2 separate regions of the Homo sapiens genome follow, and region 2 is linked to region 1. Evidence: read pairs that join two places in POLR2A ChIA-PET (ENCODE). Cell type or tissue: PC-3. All regions are shown on one strand.

What was found. ChIA-PET counts read pairs that join two places held together with the same protein. Peaks named below come from ENCODE experiments on the same cell type or tissue, not always from the same donor. Only the 100,000 strongest peaks of a DNase experiment are listed, where the experiment ranks them.
Region 2: POLR2A ChIA-PET joins it to region 1 with 9 read pairs; 2 of 35 experiments call an interaction of 5 or more read pairs at or near these places.

What each region holds. Positions count from the first base shown.
Region 1 is chr5:8,382,958-8,386,957 of GRCh38, reverse strand. All of the region lies in intron 3 of LINC02226 (long intergenic non-protein coding RNA 2226), which reads left to right. Among named protein-coding and RNA genes, the nearest start is that of LINC02226, 73 kb to the left of the region's middle. In PC-3, no CTCF peak of the experiment used is centred here; no DNase peak of the experiment used is centred here; H3K27ac peaks cover 1,057 bases.
Region 2 is chr5:8,272,966-8,276,965 of GRCh38, reverse strand. No RefSeq gene overlaps it. Among named protein-coding and RNA genes, the nearest start is that of LINC02226, 180 kb to the left of the region's middle. In PC-3, no CTCF peak of the experiment used is centred here; no DNase peak of the experiment used is centred here.

The DNA of each region.
Region 1 (4,000 bases):
TGTATTCTGCATGTTTACACACCATTGACATCATCCAATTCTCTGAACAAGACCATCCGTATTATGTATGTATTATTCATGTGGTTAATAAGCATGGACAGAGGGCACATTGTTTACTAGGTTAAGCTCAGGCTACACAAGAAACATAAAAGGTAGTCCTTAACTTTAAAGCATTTACAATTATAGTCCAGGGTGTGTTTATATCTGGCCATAGGAAGTCTTTAAGGATGATGCAAATTTGTTCAAAGGGAACTCTTCAGATTATGGTTAATGCAGTGGGAGTTCAGACAAGGATAAAACTGTTATGAAATGGAGGATCTAGAAACAATGTAGTGTAGAGGGCAAAATATAAGCTTTAGTTCTGGACATGCCTGTGATCATATTCTTACTCACCTATTATAAGTTACATGACACAGTACATTTCTAGACCTCTGGAGTTCCCAGGTTTAGTATCTACCAAGTAGAATTCACAATATCTATTCTGCAGAACTGTCAACGTGAATAAAAAGAGAAGATGTATCTCCACGGCCTGTCACCCACTAGTTTGAGTTCTAGTATCTTCCCTCCCTTACCCCACTGGCTTTTTCTGATTTGTAAGTGCGTTAGATTTCTTCTGTGTTTCAGTGGGTCTGCTCATCCAGATGTCCCCATTATAGGTTGGGTTCTCCAGGAGGAAGACAGGGATGGAGCTAGAAGCACAAGAAATTTTGGAGGAGTAATACCTGTGGAAGGAAAAGTAAGGAAGAAGCAGAATTGGGCAGAGGGAGCCATCAGAATGTGACACAGATCTGTCAAAAGGTTCTCCCAGGCCAGTGTGGAACTTTATGCAAGGTGTTTCTGCTGGAAGAGTTGAACAAAATATGGCTGGGAGCTAAACCAACTATTTTTCCCAGCTACTGGCTGTGGGCATCTATAAGAAGCACATTCCCTGGCAACTATCACCACCTCAGGCTGAGGGCCACCCCCAAGAATATATGACCCAGTTAGGAGGCTGAAGGAGTTAACAGCTGGAGGCTGTCAGCTAACCAGAGGCCCTGTAGCTGGCCAGAGTTGAGCCTATATGATATGTCTTCACATCTCCCCCTAAATGTTTGGTATAACAGTTTCAGTCTCCTAAATTTTCTGGCTTAGTATGTGGGACTGAATTAGATAATGGGGAAAATCAAATGAATTATCTAATCATTAATTGAATCTCACCTATAATTCTCTCAATTTCCTCTCATGCTTTAGACATGAGTAGTTTTCAACTATTATATTTATATTTCATAGATCTCAAGAGCTTTTAAAAACCACCTGTTCCTACCATCTACCAGGAACAATTAATTTGGGTCTCTGCACATGAAGTCAGAATCCAGGCATTTATAATGTTTTACAGCCCCAAGATGAGTCTAAGATGCAGCCAGGCAGAAGGTCCACTGCATCTACTTAAGGTTATGACCTATTAGGGGTGCCTTTTCATGCATGGAAAGAAGAGCTTCCAGGATGAAGGAAGGGCTCTTGGCTACGGCATCCTCATCCTCCTCACCAGCATGGTAACAATGATGAAGACACAAAAAGTGCTTCCCTTGCCTAGGCACTGTGCTAAACACTTTACAGACTTTACATAAAGGCTTTAGGAAGTTAAGGAATAGTCACCAAGACTCAAAGCTCCTTCATCATGGACCTCACTGTTGGCATCTTTGGTGATGTGGACTAAAATCAATAGCACCTAATTGTTGGTCAAAGGATCATTCTAGATCTTTGAGTTAGATTTACCTGGAATTCTTGTTGATGACAGTCTCCAGGCCCACTGCAGACCTCCCAAATCCCAGTCTCTGGGGCTGCACCTGAAAGGTTCATCTCAGCCTTCTCCCTGAGTAGCTTCTCTAGTCATAAAGCCTGGGAACCACTCTGCTGTATTTAGGGCTCTCCTCCTGTCACGCCTTCCTTTCAGATCCCTGCCCCACCCCACCTCACTTCAGCTTCTCACCTCTTGGGCAGCTTTCAGTGGAGTGGGCAGCAAGAGAGGTGCATAGAAAGTTAGGGGTCACCTGTCTGCTCTGGACACCTATACACAATAGAATTTTTAAACATGATTATTCTGCTGTTCCTTGGTGATAACCAGGAAAATTGAAAGATAAATTTCAACCCTGAGCGCAAAGATTGACTTCCCAGGCATGACTCTACACTTGTGAAATCCTTATGTGTTCATTCATTAAGGCTTGATCAATAGCCTAGTGTGTCCATAGAGTATGAAGGTGTCATGGATGACGATTCGACTCAGCAAGTCATGCAAAGAAAAGCTTACATCACACAAAAGACAGACATTTAGCCTGCGATTGACCCAATACAGTATCTTAATTGAAGGAAGAATACCTTCCGTGAGCACACGGACTTTGGGAGCACTGAGCTGGCCTGGGAGGTGAGAAAAGGTTCCCCCTCCACCCAAATCAGAGGCCTGGGAGCTGGCTCTTGGGGGATGGGGAGATGGCTGCCTGGCAGAGAGAGCACAGAACATGCAAAGCATGCAGCTCTAGAAAGTCTTGGGGTGTTCTGGAAAGGGGGAGACATTGAAATGACCTGCAGTTGTGGGTGAAGAGACAGCAGATGAAACTGAAAGATAGGATAGTCAGATTGAATATTTCATCCTAGCAAATGAATTCAGAATTTTAGATGCATGGACAGATTTGGTCCAAAGGGAGATGTTGATCTCCATTTTGGATACACTGAGTTCCAATTGCATGTGGTAGGTCTAAGAGTCAGCTGGAAATCCTTCTATGAAACCTGAGAAGGTTTGGATCAGTAATAGGAGCCTCAGGTTGTCTCTGAAGCCGTAGAAACGGGCAAGATCATGTCTGAAGAAAGCGGGAGAAAACTCTAGCTACCAAATAGCTTGGAATGTCATCATTCCAAGTTTACAATTGGTATAATACAGCAACTCCGAAAATGACAAATTAACTTTCTTATTCCATAGAGTACACAGTTCTCTTTTTTCTTTCACATTAATGATGTGTAAAAGTGCTTTGCATAGATTTTTCTCAACCATCCCAACCCACGCTAATGGGACCAGATGCAGTATAAATTTCACTGCTGGGGGTGAGAGGGTAATTTAGACTCTGGATGCCTGCCTGGTGACTGTCAGAGCAGGGCTGCCAATGTTACCAACTGGGTGGTTGCTTTGTAATTTAGATACAATAAATCTAAGGCAAGTAATTTCCCTTCAGAACCTTGAATTGCCTCCTTAACAGAATGATTTTCAGTCTGGCTGAAGTTACATTTTAAGCTATGGGGCTGGAAGAGCTTTTAGAAAGGATACCCAGAGGACTCTATTGATTGCACTCTTGTTTTAAATACAATTGGGTTTCCATTCACAGGAAATGTAGTGGCAAATGTCTTTTATGCTATCAACTTATGATTTTGAGTACTTAAAGGAGTATTTTGCTTTGTGTTTCAGTAAGGCAGTAGGAGCCTCTGTAAAAGAGATATCATTTCCCCTCCTGGTTTATGTGTGTTGACTATTCATAGAAGCAGGGAGCTTGTTGATTTTAGACAAAACTTGAATAGGACTTACCATCTGCATGCTAAACAGTAGCAGTAAAATAATAATAGAAAATTCTTATGCAATGTGTTCTGTGTGCTAGGCACCACCCAAGCAAACACACAGATAAACTCACTTAGTGGCCCCCAACCCTGTGAACTGGGCACTGGGGAGAAGGAGACACAGAGATGTCAATGAACTGCTCTTGGCCACACAGCCTGTAAGTGTGGAAGCCAGGAGTCTAACTTGGGCTGTTGGGTCCCAGGGTCCACACATTGTACCAGGTGCTCTGCTTAAGAACCTACTGTGTGCCTGACTCTGTTCTGGAAGCCAGCAAGGTCACAGTGAATAAGGCATTCTAGGTTACCCAGCACCTGATTTTCTGGAACTTACATGTCAAAGGTGTGGCATAGGGGAATGTGGTTTGAAATAATGCCTTAAGATGAAAGAATGCTGCATGTAATTTATGCCAAATAATGTTTG
Region 2 (4,000 bases), 110 kb after region 1:
ATTCGTATGAGCCAATTCCTCATGATAACTCTATCTATCTACATATGTACCTCCTACCAATTCTGTTTCTCTGGAGAACTCTCATATTGAACCAGTATAGCCCCCTGCTTTGTGAAAGTAAAAAGAAAGGAGAAAAAGGATGAGATTATTGAAGAGAAATATCTAAAGTTGAATAGGACTTTAGTTCATCAGTTCAGCTGTGGCTTCTGTCTTACCCAAAACCACCGTTGGTTAAAAAAATCAATACCGTGAGCTAACACACAAAAATAAATCTAGTCCTTCTTTCCTCTTTCAAATTTTGAATACCTTTTCATACTTGCTTTGGGGGCTCAACTTTGAAATTATAAATCTCCTGTTCTCCAATTCTTTTCTCAATATTTTACTTTTCATAGAGAAAACGTATGAAGGCTTCTTTGTAATCTTAAGGAGGCATGAAAAAATATCATTAAAACAACATGGCAAAAAGTAAACTAGAGCTGTGACAAAATTATGGAGCCACAATAATGTCAAATAGGGAGACACTTAATATATTATGATATGATGTGGTGGAAGAAAAAAATTCTAAAAATTATATGCTGTGGGTGATCCTGGGGAGACCATATTTGGGTAATATATGGAACACTTACGTCTCTTTTCCAAGCCCATGTAGAGTTGGTAGGTGATCTGGCAGAGATAGAAGTGCAAGCAAACCACGGTAAAAGTGGTCCATGGTCTCATAGAGACTTTTACAGAGGCTATGAGGGATAGAAGATGATGAAACGGAGGGATTTGGGAAAAAATTTCACAGAAGGGTTGGAACTCCATCTGGGTCTTTAGGAGTTGTTAGAGTGTTGTAAGGAGATGTGGTAAGGATGCTCTGGGCAGCTGCACAGCATGTACAAAGCAAAGAGCTGCCAAGAGCATTGCTTGTTTAAGGACTAATGAAAAATTGTGTGCTGGGAGCATGGGGTACATGGAGCGGAGAGGTGGAAAATGAGATCGTGGTTCACATATCTGCCAATCTTGAATAAGCAACACCCCTGACCACTTTGGTATAGAGAAATTGTGTGAGCAACAAGGTTTACACCAGTCATCAAGAGTTGAGCTTGGGTTGAGATTGGGAGATAATGGGCTGAGGATGGAGTTGGCATGACCTCACTCCAGGTTCTGATTAGCACAGTGGCAGTAGTAATGACAGACACTTGGAGTCAGACTCCTTAGCTTACTGCTCCACTCCTCAGCTTACTGCTACACCCCAGTTTGCACCTTAGGTGCACCTGATGCTGGCACAGAGACATGCAGAGAAATTTCTTCTTCATCTATAGCGTCTGGAGAGAGTTAGGGCAGGGGAGACAGGGAAATAGAAAAACAGAGTAAGAAGCAGGAAGTCTGCTTGAGCTTTTGAGTCACAACGTTATAGGTGCCCATAATCCACAGAATATACTTATTTGATCATCTCAGGTATCATTCTCCTTGGAAAATGATTTTAAATTGCTCAGGCACCTGAACAACACAAATAAATTTTAACTAATGTTCCCTTTCAGATTAATTACTCTGAATGAATTGCATATTTATAGAGTAAACAAATCTAATGATTTGTAAAATTCTAGCCTGCTGTGTGTTTTCACTGTTTCTCCTTGAAACTGCTGCTGTCTTTTGTATTCATTTATGTCAGCAAATATTTTTCCTCCCAGGTAATAAAGCTATCAATTCATGAATCTGGGCTGAATGGAGACTAATTTTTTATTTAAATGTGAGCATTGTAGAAAGGTGATGATGGTTCTCCAGGTACCATCTCTAGAGCTGTGTCCCGGACACGTGAAATTGATAAGTGCCATATCCCCCCTCAGTCTGTGTGGCAAGATGTTGAGGAGAGCTTTCTCTTTTTTTTGAGAAGGAGTCTCCCTCTCTTGCCCAGGCTGGAGTGCAGTGCCTCGATCTCTGCTCACTGCAACCTCCGCCTCCTGGGTTCAAGCGATCCTCCTGCCTCAGCCTCCTGAGTAGCTGGGATTACAGGCACGTACCACCATGCCTGGGTAAGTTTTTTTGTATTTTTAGTAAAGACGGGGTTTCAGCATGTTGGTCAGGCTGGTCTCAAACTTCTGACCCTGTGATCCGCCTGCCTTGGCCTCCCAAAGTGTTGGGATTACACATGTGAGCCACCACGCCCAGCCACAGAGAGCTTTCTTTTTTTTTTTTTAATTTTTTTTATTATACTTTAAGTTTTAGGGTACATGTGCACATTGTGCAGGTTAGTTACATATGTATACATGTGCCTTGCTGGTGTGCTGCACCCACTAACTCGTCATCTAGCATTAGGTATATCTCCCAATGCTATCCCTCCCCCCTCCCCCCACCCCACCACAGTCCCCAGAGTGTGATATTCCCCTTCCTGTGTCCATGTGATCTCATTGTTCAATTCCCACCTATGAGTGAGAATATGCGGTGTTTGGTTTTTTGTTCTTGCGATAGTTTACTGAGAATGATGATTTCCAATTTCATCCATGTCCCTACAAAGGACATGAACTCATCATTTTTTATGGCTGCATAGTATTTCATGGTGTATATGTGCCACATTTTCTTAATCCAGTCTATCATTGTTGGACATTTGGGTTGGTTCCAAGTCTTTGCTATTGTGAATAATGCCGCAATAAACATACGTGTGCATGTGACTTTATAGCAGCATGATTTATAGTCCTTTGGGTATATACCCAGTAATGGGATGGCTGGGTCAAATGGTATTTCTAGTTCTAGATCCCTGAGGAATCGCCACACTGACTTCCACAATGGTTGAACTAGTTTACACTCCCACCAACAGTGTAAAAGTGTTCCTATTTCTCCACATCCTCTCCAGCACCTGTTGTTTCCTGACTTTTTAATGATTGCCATTCTAACTGGTGTGAGATGGTATCTCATTGTGGTTTTTATTTGCATTTCTCTGATGGCCAGTGATGGTGAGCATTTTTTCATGTGTTTTTTGGCTGCATAAATGTCTTCTTTTGAGAAGTGTCTGTTCATGTCCTTCACCCACTTTTTGATGGGGTTGTTTGTTTTTTTCTTGTAAATGTGTTTGAGTTCATTGTAGATTCTGGATATTAGCCCTTTGTCAGATGAGTAGGTTGCGAAAATTTTCTCCCATTTTGTAGGTTGCCTGTTCACTCTGATGGTAGTTTCTTTTGCTGTGCAGAAGCTCTTTAGTTTAATTAGATCCCATTTGTCAATTTTGGCTTTTGTTGCCATTGCTTTTAGTGTTTTGGACATGAAGTCCTTGCCCATGCCTATGTCCTGAATGGTGATGCCTAGGTTTTCTTCTAGGGTTTTTATGGTTTTAGGTCTAACATTTAAGTCTTTACTCTATCTTGAATTGATTTTTGTATAAGGTGTAAGGAAGGGATCCAGTTTCAGCTTTCTACATATGGGAAGGACCTCTTCAAGGAGAACTACAAACCACTGCTCAAGGAAATAAAAGAGGATACAAACAAATGGAAGAACATTCCATGCTCATGGGTAGGAAGAATCAATATCATGAAAATGGCCATACTGCCCAAGGTAATTTACAGATTCAATGCCATCCCCATAAAGCTACCAATGACTTTCTTCACAGAATTGGAAAAAACTACTTTAAAGTTCATATGGAACCAAAAAAGAGCCCGCATCGCCAAGGCAACCCTAAGCCAAGAGAACAAAGCTGGAGGCATCACACTACCTGACTTCAAACTATACTACAAGGCTACAGTAACCAAAACAGCATGGTACTGGTACCAAAACAGAGATATAGATCAATGGAACAGAACAGAGCCCTCAGAAATAACACCGCATATCTACAACTATCTGATCTTTGACAAACCTGAGAAAAACAAGCAATGGGGAAAGGATTCCCTATTTAATAAATGGTGCTGGGAGAGCTTTCTTAAACACCACTTTGTCCCTAATCCTCTCCTGCCTGCAGGAGTTTCTAACCAGATTCCAGGTGGTTGTGATCCTTAGAATATGATGCCATTGGCTCTTCACCTAAAGGGAC